2 separate regions of the Homo sapiens genome follow, and region 1 is linked to region 2. Evidence: read pairs that join two places in POLR2A ChIA-PET (ENCODE). Cell type or tissue: HepG2. All regions are shown on one strand.

The links. ChIA-PET counts read pairs that join two places held together with the same protein. Peaks named below come from ENCODE experiments on the same cell type or tissue, not always from the same donor. Only the 100,000 strongest peaks of a DNase experiment are listed, where the experiment ranks them.
Region 1: POLR2A ChIA-PET joins it to region 2 with 11 read pairs; 2 of 35 experiments call an interaction of 5 or more read pairs at or near these places.

The regions. Positions count from the first base shown.
Region 1 is chr15:45,150,792-45,155,791 of GRCh38, forward strand. DUOX1 (dual oxidase 1) reads left to right here. Exons shown (of 34, transcript NM_175940.3): 23 at 332-457; 24 at 1,083-1,261; 25 at 1,495-1,725; 26 at 2,589-2,688; 27 at 3,160-3,209. It overlaps LOC124903480 (a long non-coding RNA gene), which reads right to left and starts at 1,089. Exons shown (of 2, transcript XR_007064607.1): 1 at 699-1,089. In HepG2, no CTCF peak of the experiment used is centred here; no DNase peak of the experiment used is centred here.
Region 2 is chr15:45,470,690-45,475,689 of GRCh38, forward strand. All of the region lies in intron 1 of SLC30A4-AS1 (SLC30A4 antisense RNA 1), which reads left to right. Among named protein-coding and RNA genes, the nearest start is that of SLC30A4-AS1, 24 kb to the left of the region's middle. RefSeq lists an enhancer at 1,354-2,043. In HepG2, no CTCF peak of the experiment used is centred here; no DNase peak of the experiment used is centred here.

The sequences.
Region 1 (5,000 bases), 320 kb before region 2:
CATGCAGCACCTTCAAACAAATTAGAAAAGGACACCCCTTTCTCTAGGCAGACACAGCCCTGTGCCAGGGCAAGCAGAAAGCCTGCTGGATTTCCGCTCTCACTTACGGCCTGGCCCAGATGCCCTTGTGAAGGGTAAAGGCATATGCAGCAGCCTTAGCGAGGACCCCCAAGATCAGACTCTGTCTATAGGTGACTGTGGGAATCCTGCTGTCCCCTTGCTGACAGCTCTGATCCTTCCTCAGCAGAATGGGTTTGGAGGCAGACCAGGATAGCAGAGGAACGAGTGGTTGAGATGGCCAGCATCCTATCTCTTACCATTCTTGTCTTAGTCCCTCTCCCAGAGTGAGTGCCCGCTGTTCCCGCAGCGACATTGAGACTGAGTTGACACCTCAGAGACTGCAGTGCCCCATGGACACAGACCCTCCCCAGGAGATTCGGCGGAGGTTTGGCAAGAAGTATGTCTGCTCTTCCCCTTAAGCCCAGGCAGTTCATCCATTCCTTCAGCTTATAAACATCTTTTCCTTGGTGCCAGGCACTGTGCTAAACATTGTGGGTACAGGCAGGGTGAATAGTCCTTGCCCAAGAACATCACAATCTAAGAAGAGAATCTGGTACACTGATAATTTCAATGTCCCACTGATGACTGTTCTAATAGTGGTAAGAGCGAAGGGCTTTGGAACTCAAGGAAGCACTCACCTCTGCCAGGGAGGTCAGAGATGCCTTCATGGAAGAGGTGTCCTTTGAGTCTCTAGTAAAGGCTGAATATGGGCGCCGGGTGGGAGTTGGGAGCTACAGACTGGAAGGAGAGGGACTGAGTGTGAATGAACACAGGTAGATGGAGTACATCCCCTGGGAAGAAATGACCACTCCAAGCCATCCCTCCACTGCCAGCTTGCTTATGCAGTGCAATATAGCCTGATGCGGTGAGGTCTGAACCCTTCTTCCACAAGGGTAACTAGGTTTCTTTCTCGGAAGCAGTGGGCTTCCCTCACTTCTGGGCGGCTCACCTCCGTGAAGTGGGGCCCCACTAGCGTTGGGTCCCATGGTGGGTGCCAAAGGCTAAGGCTTCCTGTCTCCCAGGGTAACGTCATTCCAGCCCTTGCTGTTCACTGAGGCGCACCGAGAGAAGTTCCAACGCAGCTGTCTCCACCAGACGGTGCAACAGTTCAAGCGCTTCATTGAGAACTACCGGCGCCACATCGGCTGCGTGGCCGTGTTCTACGCCATCGCTGGGGGGCTTTTCCTGGAGAGGGCCTACTGTGAGTGACTTTACTTACCACGAGCCCTGTCCCTAGGCTTGCAATGAGTGATCGCCCTGGGGGTGGGGCCTGCGATAAGTGCCAGCCCTGGGTAGGGTAAGTGGAGCCTGTCTGAGTGAAGACTGTGCGGGGGAGGCCTGTTGTGAGTGGCAGCCGGCCAGGGCCTACCGCCCCTAACCAGCTCTCTGTCCTCTGCACTGACCCTCGCTTGCCTGCCTGGGCCCCCTCCACAGACTACGCCTTTGCCGCACATCACACGGGCATCACAGACACCACCCGCGTGGGAATCATCCTGTCGCGGGGCACAGCAGCCAGCATCTCTTTCATGTTCTCCTACATCTTGCTCACCATGTGCCGCAACCTCATCACCTTCCTGCGAGAAACCTTCCTCAACCGCTACGTGCCCTTCGACGCCGCCGTGGACTTCCATCGCCTCATTGCCTCCACCGCCATCGTCCTCACAGGCAGGGCCTGGGTGTCCCTGGGAGGCTCTCCAGGGCCTCCCGCCCCCGCTGACTTCCCCTCGTATGAGAGCCCCCCTCTCTGCTGGCACTTACCTTTAATGTCCTTCTCCATCAGGATGGAGTTGGCCTGGGCCAGGGTGTGAAGTAAGCCCGGGAGCCTGTCGCTGGTCACTTCCAAGTGCCTCTTCCCGCACTTTCCAGGGCGCCTCACCAGCCTCAGCTGACAAGTTACTAACACCCCAGAATGAGTGTGCATAATGTGTCAATTCTCCCAATTTTTATGTTTTAAAGCATGACTCTGAGAGAAAGCAAAGGAGTGAACTTCTAATGCTGTAATTTCAGACTCACATGGTTGCGCACATGGATGGTGTGTCTGTGGGGTGTTGGGTAGGGCCAGGTGATTGTTTAGAGGTCAGAAGTCCAGGCCGGCGCGGCGGCTTATGCCCCTAATCCCAGCACTTTGGGAAGCTGAGGCGGGCGGATCACTTGAGGTCAGGAGTTCGAGACCAGCCTGGCCAACATGGTGAAACCCCGTCTCTACTAAAAATACAAAAATCAGCTGGGTGTGGTGGCACATGCCGGTAATCCCAGCTACTCAGGAGGCTGAGGCAGGAGAATTGCTTGAACCTGGGAGGCAGAGGTTGCAGTGAGCCGAGATCGCACCACTGCCCTCCAGCCTGGGTGACAGAGTGAGACTCCATCTAAAAAAAAAAAAAAAAAAAAAAAAAAGAGGTCAGAAGTCGAGACTCCTAAGGTACTTCTCTGGGACCCCCACTCTGGCCAGGGTCCTCGATCTTGGGCTGAATGAGTGAGCACCCACCCTGGGCTGCCCCAAGCTCACCACTTGGTCTGCTCTTCCTTAGTCTTACACAGTGTGGGCCATGTGGTGAATGTGTACCTGTTCTCCATCAGCCCCCTCAGCGTCCTCTCTTGCCTCTTTCCTGGCCTCTTCCATGATGATGGGTGAGTAAGTGCGAATGTGTGTGTGTGTGTGTGTGTGTGTGTGTGTGTGTGTGTGTGTGTGTGTGTGTATAATGGGGAGGATTCCTTTTGGGTGGAAAGAAATTATCTGGCTCCAGAGGAGACTGTCACCTTCTAGGTTACAGGACAGACAGTGACCAGCCTGAGCCCCTAATGCCAAGTCAGCAGGAGAGACTGGTGTCTGAGTTGGGGTGCCTCCCCTGAAGGGTCCCATCTGGAATTCCCAAAGATCTCCTCTCATTAGCTGGGCATGGTGGTGCGTGCCTGTAATCCCAGCTACTGGGGAGGCTGAGGCAGGAGAATGGCTTGAAACCAGGAGGTGGAGGTTGCAGTGAGCCAAGATCATGCCACTGCACTCCAGCCTGGGTGACAGAGCAAGACTCTGCCTCAAAAAAAAAAAAAAGAGAGAGAGATCTCCTCTCAAGGTGTCTCTTTGCTGTCCCTTCCACACAGGTCTGAGCTCCCCCAGAAGTATTACTGGTGGTTCTTCCAGACCGTACCAGGTGAGAACCCTCCTTGATCCATGAATTTCTGGACCTGACTGTGAGTTCAAGGCTCTGGGTTCTCTGCACCCCAGAGCAACCCACGTTCACTCACTCAGCTCTTCCGGTGACCCAGGCTCTGTCCTCTGGCCTGAGGACACTACTGGGTGGGCAGGAGACTTAGACTACTCTGCATTCCAGCCCTCCTCGCAGGAGCTCAACTGGGTTCCTGCCCCTACTTTGGGCTAGTTCCTTCTCTAGTAGGGTTAGGAGGAGAAATATCTCCTACTATGGACTAGTTCCAGTGGAATAGGAGTGGCTGGCTACCTCTTCCCCCAATACACACACATACCCTAACAGTAGCTTTGAGGAGTGCTGTGCCCCAGCTGCATGGGGGAAGGAGCAGGCTCTTTGTCAAGCCAGACAGAGGCGCCTACCCAGTATGCCTTGAAAGGAGCGTTTGGGGGATATTCCTAACTCCCTATAATCACCCATCTTAGAGCTATTAGCTGTGAATCTATTCAAATTCTCTTGAACCTATTTATATTTTCAGTCTGTTCCTTCCTTGGAGTAACATAATTTCTATACTGGCTCCTCTCTGTGAAACACAGCATGGTTTTTTTTTTTTTTTTAATCCTAAAATGATCTGCTTTGAACTTCAGAGGGTGCTTGCTAATTCCTGCACACTGAGATTTAGTGGATAAGGCTGTGTTTATGCTCTCCTCTCCTTTTAGGACTTTACAGGCTTTGGTTAGATCCCTTCTTAACCTTTACTTTTTTATACTTCAGGGCTCTAATCTTCTTAACTTCTGCCTCTCTTCCTTGATCACTTGAGGGAGCATTCTCTGTCCTCTCTGCCCTGCCCTGGCTCCAGTATTATCCCCCTGTATACCCATGGCCTGGATCCCCTGTGAGAGGAGGGGCCTCCCACCAACTCTGGGTTGTACTTGGGGACCCTAGTGATGAGCAGGGACAGTGTGGTCCTGGCCAGTCACTAACAGTGCCAGTGCTCATGCTGTGTGCTGTGGCAGCCAACAAAGAGTGGTGCAGGGACAAGGACCAAACCTTGACTCGATGAGAGTACAGCCTGTCATTTCCATTGTTTGGCCCAGAGGGCCCAGAGTGGACACCCTCTGCATCCATTCATTCAGCACACATTTATATAGGGCCCACGGTGTGCCAGGCCCTTGCACTAGGCACTAGGATTCAGTGGCAAACTAGCTTAGCCTGTTCCTCATTCTTGAGAACCCGAGAGTCAGGAAAGTGACAGACAAAAACCAAATAATGACATTGGTGAAAAATTGGCTGGGTGTGGTGGCTCATGCCTGTATTCCCAGCACTTTGGGAGGCCAAGGTGGGCGGATCACCTGAGGCCAGGAGTTCAAGACCAGCCTGGCCAACATGGCAGAACCCTGTCTCTACTAAAAATAAAAAAAATTAGCTGGGCATGATGGTGCATGCCTTTAGTTCCAGCTACTCAGGAGGCCGAGGCAGAAGAATCATTTGAACCTGGGAGGCAGAGGTTGCAGTGAGCCGAGATTGCACCAATGCACTCCAGGGAGCCTGGGTAACAGAGCAAGACTCCATCTCAAAAAAAAAAAAAAAAAAAATCATGGTGACAAGGGCTATGAAAAGTGAACAATGTCTGCTGAAATGAAAGGTACCTGTGATCAGTGGTGTTGGGGGAGAGGACCAGAGGAGAATGCTGGGACATTCTTACTCCAACTTGGGCAGTGGAGTGGAGAGGGGACCTTGGAAGCTCCAGAACAGTTCCCTTTCAAGGCACTGATCTTCTGCCTTCCACCCTATATT
Region 2 (5,000 bases):
ACTCGAAGGGGTGGGTGGTGGTTCCAGTTTATAGGTAGATTTAAAATTTTTATGGTTGAATATTGGTTGAGTTTATCTAAGGACCTGGGAGCAACAGAAAGGAAATGTCTGGGTTGCAGTAAGAGGTTGTGGAGACCAAAGTTTTGTCATTCAGATGAAGCCTTCAGTTATCAGGCTTCAGAAAGAATAGGCTGTAAATGCTTTTGATCAGACTTAAGGCATGTGTTAATGTTAAATGCTGACAAGTATAATGAGGGGTGTAGGACCCCCACTTCCAGTCTTCGCCTAAACCAGTCTCTCAGGTTAAATTTTATGGGTCCTGGCCAGGTGCAGTGGCTCACGCCTGTAATCCCAGCACTTTTTGAGGCCAAGGCCGGTGGATGACTTGAGGCCAGCAGTTTGAAACCAGCCTGGCCAACATGGTGAAATCCCATCTCTACTAAAAATACAAAAATTAGCTGGGTGTGGTGGTGCATGCCTGTGATCCCAGCTACTTGGGAGGCTGAGGTAGAACAGTCGCTTCAACCTGCGAGGTGGAGGTTGCAGTGAGTCAAGATTGTGTCACTGCATTCCAGCCTGGGCAACAGAGACCCTGTCTCAAAAAAAAAAAAAATTATGAGTCCCTTGGACAAGAATGAAGTCCCTTTGAGACAGCTGGGTGGGAAGGGCTCCCTGGCAGAACCTCTGACAGCCCGCACACTGGGAGAAATGCGCACTGGGGTGGAGCCGTAGGAAGTTAGCGCCCTTGGCAGGGAAGGAGCCTGGTCTTTCTCTCTTGTTCCGGGGTATGGTACCTGGGATTCAGTCTGCGAGGCAGGACACACACTAGCAGGACCCTGGCTTTGCAGAGAGTCCCTGTTTCCCTTTTTTTCCTTTTTGCCCAATAAATCCCATTTTTCTCACCCTTCAAATTATCTGCGAGCCTCATTTTTCATGGTCGTGTGACAAGGACCCTGCCTGTAGCTTAACTAGGGAAAAGTCATATAACACATTCAGATGGTTGGCCTTAGAATTTTATTTTTGGTTTACATCATCCTTAGATTAGTCCCTGAGGAGAGAATCTACCTGAATTAGACTAAATTAACTAGATGTGTCCAGTAGGGAGGGTCTCAATTTTCTCCATCACAGAGTGAGGAGTGGGAGAAAAAGAAACAATGTAACAAGAACTATGCTAGATGTGGTTTTGTTTTGTTTTTGTTTGTTTGTTTGTTTTTGAGATGGAGTTTTGCTCTTGTTGCCCAGGCTGGAGTGCGATGGCACGATCTCAGCTCACTGCAGCCTCAGCCTCCCAGGTTCAAGCGATTCTCCTGCCTCAGCCTACTGAGTAGCTGGGATCACAGGCATCTGTCACCAAGCCCAGCTAATTTTTTGTATTTTTAGTAAAGACGAGTTTTCACCATATTAGCCAGGCTGGTCTCGAACTCCGACCTCAGGTGATCCATCCGCGTCAGCCTCCCAAAGTGCTGGGATTACAGGCGTGAGCCACGACGCCCAGCTAATGCTAGATGTTGTATGTGCTTTATTTTAGTTAATCCCTAAAGCAACCTTGTGAATGAAGTTCAAGTGAAATGCCTAACCTTGTTTTTACTCTAACTTGCTACTTTGAATCTTCCCTGTTTGTCTCTTTAGTCACCTAGCCTTGCTTCTCATGTAAATAAGACTCTCTCTAGCTGGGAAAGCCGGACAAACTCCAATTGACCCCTTAATTTACAAGACACTAAGGGCTCCTTACCCAACCCCCTTCCGTAAGGAGTTGACCTGTGTAAACAGATCCTCAGCATTTCAAAGGAGCCCAATTAACTGATAAGGTACTAGCACCAACAATGTATGAAGTTCCCAGGATTTTTCTCAAGGAGATAACAACATAAAGCCCTGAGTTCGTGTCTGGCATAGCCCCTATAACTAATTATAAATGAAGGATTTAGAGCCCTGCACCTGGTACCGTTGCTCTTTTTGTAACCATTTGTCTTTTAAATAGTTTATCTCTTTGTAACCATTTGTTTTTTTATTCTTGCATCTTTTTACTTCTGTAGAATTATTGCATTTGAGTTCCCCTCCCCTTCCTAAACCTAGGTATAAAAGTTAATCAAGCCCCTTCCTCGGGGCCGAGAGAATTTTGAGCGTTAGCCGTCTCTTTGGCCGCTGGCTTAATAAAGGACTCTTAATTTGTCTCAAAGTGTGGAGTTTTCTCTAACTCCTGTGGTTATAACACAAGGTGTTATTCTGTTATATAGCTGAAGAAAAAGGCTTAGAGAGGTTTCCACCCTTCCCAAGATCACACATCTATTAAGTTCATACAGCTGAAACTGAACCCACTGTAGCCTGGATCCAAATCCTCTCCTTAATATCCTACCATGCTGGCTCACTAACAAAGTGGACAAGAGAAGAGACAGTAAGAGCATAGCCCCCTCAGGGTCTTTATTTGCAAAAAAAGTCAGAAAGCCTCTGGTAGTTCTAGGAGAGATGGGGACAGAGTGAAAGTAAGTGTACATACAGTTGGGCCATTATTGATAGAGCAGGCTCCTTCCCACCGGGCCCTCCTCACTCACATCCGCCCTACCCACACAGCTTCCCCTGCAGGCAGGTTCTCTCTATGGCCTGGGGCAGCCACCCAGCCTCCTTAGGAGGCTTATAAGAGTGTCATGCAATTCTGCACTGGATAATTGACAGTGTTGGTCCCAGCTGGAGAATCTCACCATAAAGGCTAAGAGTGGGAATGCTGACCCAGACCAATTTGTATTGGAATCCCAGCTCTGCTACTAATTAGCTAACCTTGGGAAGTTACCTAACCTTTCTCTGCCTCAGTTTCCTCATTTGTACATCGGGGTAATAATAATTCATAGAACTGTTGCTAACAATTCGCTAACGCTGAAAAAGCTTTTAGAACAGTGCTTGGCAAGTACAGTGTGGAACACTCAATCAACATTTATTATCATTATACAGACAGCTAGACTGAGGCCTAGCAAAACAGAGTAACTTGTCCAGAGAGACACATTTAGCAAAGCTGGGACCAGAACCAGTTCTTCTGTCTGTTATTTCATTTTATTTTATTTTTAGATACAGGGTCTTACTATATTGTTCAGGCTAGTCTTGAACCGCTGGGCTCATGTGATCCTCCTGCCTTGGCCTCCCAAAGTGCTGGGATTACAGGGGTGAACCACTGTGCCTGGCTGTCTCTTAATCCAATGTATGTGTATATACTTAGTTAAATATTTTAACAACGAAGATAAAGATTATTGATTTTAAATCCATTAATACTTTGAAAGTAGTGTCAGCCACTTTCATGTTGGCTCATACCTGTAATTCCAGCACTTTGGGAAGCTAACCCAGGAGGATCACTTGAGCCCAGAAGTTCAAGACCAGCCTGGGCAACATAGGGAGACCTCATCTCTACCAAAAAAAAAAAAAATCAAAAAATTAGTGGGGGCATGGTGGCACATGCCTACAGTCCCAGCTACTTGGGGGGCTGAGGTAGGAGGATTGCTTGAGCCTGGGAGGTCGAGGCTGCAGTGAACCATGATCCCACCATTTCACTCCAGCCTGGGTGACAGTGAGACCTTGTCTCTTTAAAAAAAAAAAAAAAGTAGTAAGTGAGCTCTCCCACAGTTTCAAGCTGAAAATAGTCGCCTTATTAATTCATTTAAAAAATAGTCTGTTATTAAAAAAACAAGCTGTCATTAGCAAGGCTAGAATTGTTGTGAACCAGCTCAGTGCTACCACTGGGCTGACGGGGAGATTATCATATTCTGTAAGTGATAATAACTGCTGGCCATTAACACATTTAGTTGTAATTATATTATTGTCTGGAGTGTTTCAGAAATGTATCTAATTTTTGTTGTAAACTTAAAGAGATAAAACAGGCCGGGCGCGGTAGCTCACGCCTGTAATCCCAGCACTTTGGGAGGCTGAGGTGGGTGGATCACGAGGTCAGGAGATCGAGAGCATCCTGGCTAACACGGTGAAACCCCGTCTCTACTAAAAATACAAAAAGAAATTAGCCGGGCGCGGTGGCGGGCGCCTGTAGTCCCAGCTACTTGGGAGGCTGAGGCAGGAGAATGGCGTGAACCCGGGAGGCGGAGCTTGCAGTGAGCCGAGATCCCGCCACTGCACTCCAGCCCGGGCTACAGTGCGAGACTCCGTCTCAAAAAACAAACAAACAAAGTGCGCAGCAGTGTCTGGAACGCAGTCAGGGATCAATAAGTGTTAGCAATTATTTCCCTGGTTAACCAAAAGCTGCCTATAGTTTGGTATGGCTGACACATGGGAGGTAGGCTAGTGGTGGTGGGAAAGGCTGGAACTGCGGGGTGACTAGGTAAGCAGTGACCAGATCAGGACTTTGCATGTCATTACCAAGAGGATGGACTTTAATCCTCCTGGTCACAATTTCTGAAGCCATTCCTAATGGGAGACAAGTGTGATCTTCTATCTACAGGAGTGAGGCTATGGCCCAAGAAGCCCTCCAAAAACATAACATTGTTTTATTTCCTGTTTAACTTAAAAAAAAAAAACCCACTGCTATTGTGTGTTCTATTTCATAGCATGTTCAGTGGCAGGCAGATGGTCTTCATAGGTCAATCCTTGGTTGAATAATTGTAAAATGGATGACATTTGGAATAGTCTCAATCTACTTCAGAAAAAACCATTTCCACCGGGTGCGGTGGCTTATGCTTGTAATCCTAAGCACTTTGGGAGGCCAAGACGAGTGGATTGCTTGAGCCCAGAAGTTCAAGACCGGCTTGGCCAATGTGGTGAAACCCTATTTCTACTAAAAATACAAAAATTAGTTGGGCATGATGGTACATGCCTATAATCCCAGCTACTCAGGAGGCTGAGGCACAAGAATCTCTTGAACCTGGGAGGATGAGGCTGTAGTGAGCCAAGATCACACCACTGCAGCCTAGGTGACAGAGTGACACCTTGCCTAAAGAAAACTAAAAAAAAAAAAAAAAAAAGAAAAAAAGAAAAAGAAAAAAACATTTCCAACCACTTGAACCTTTTTT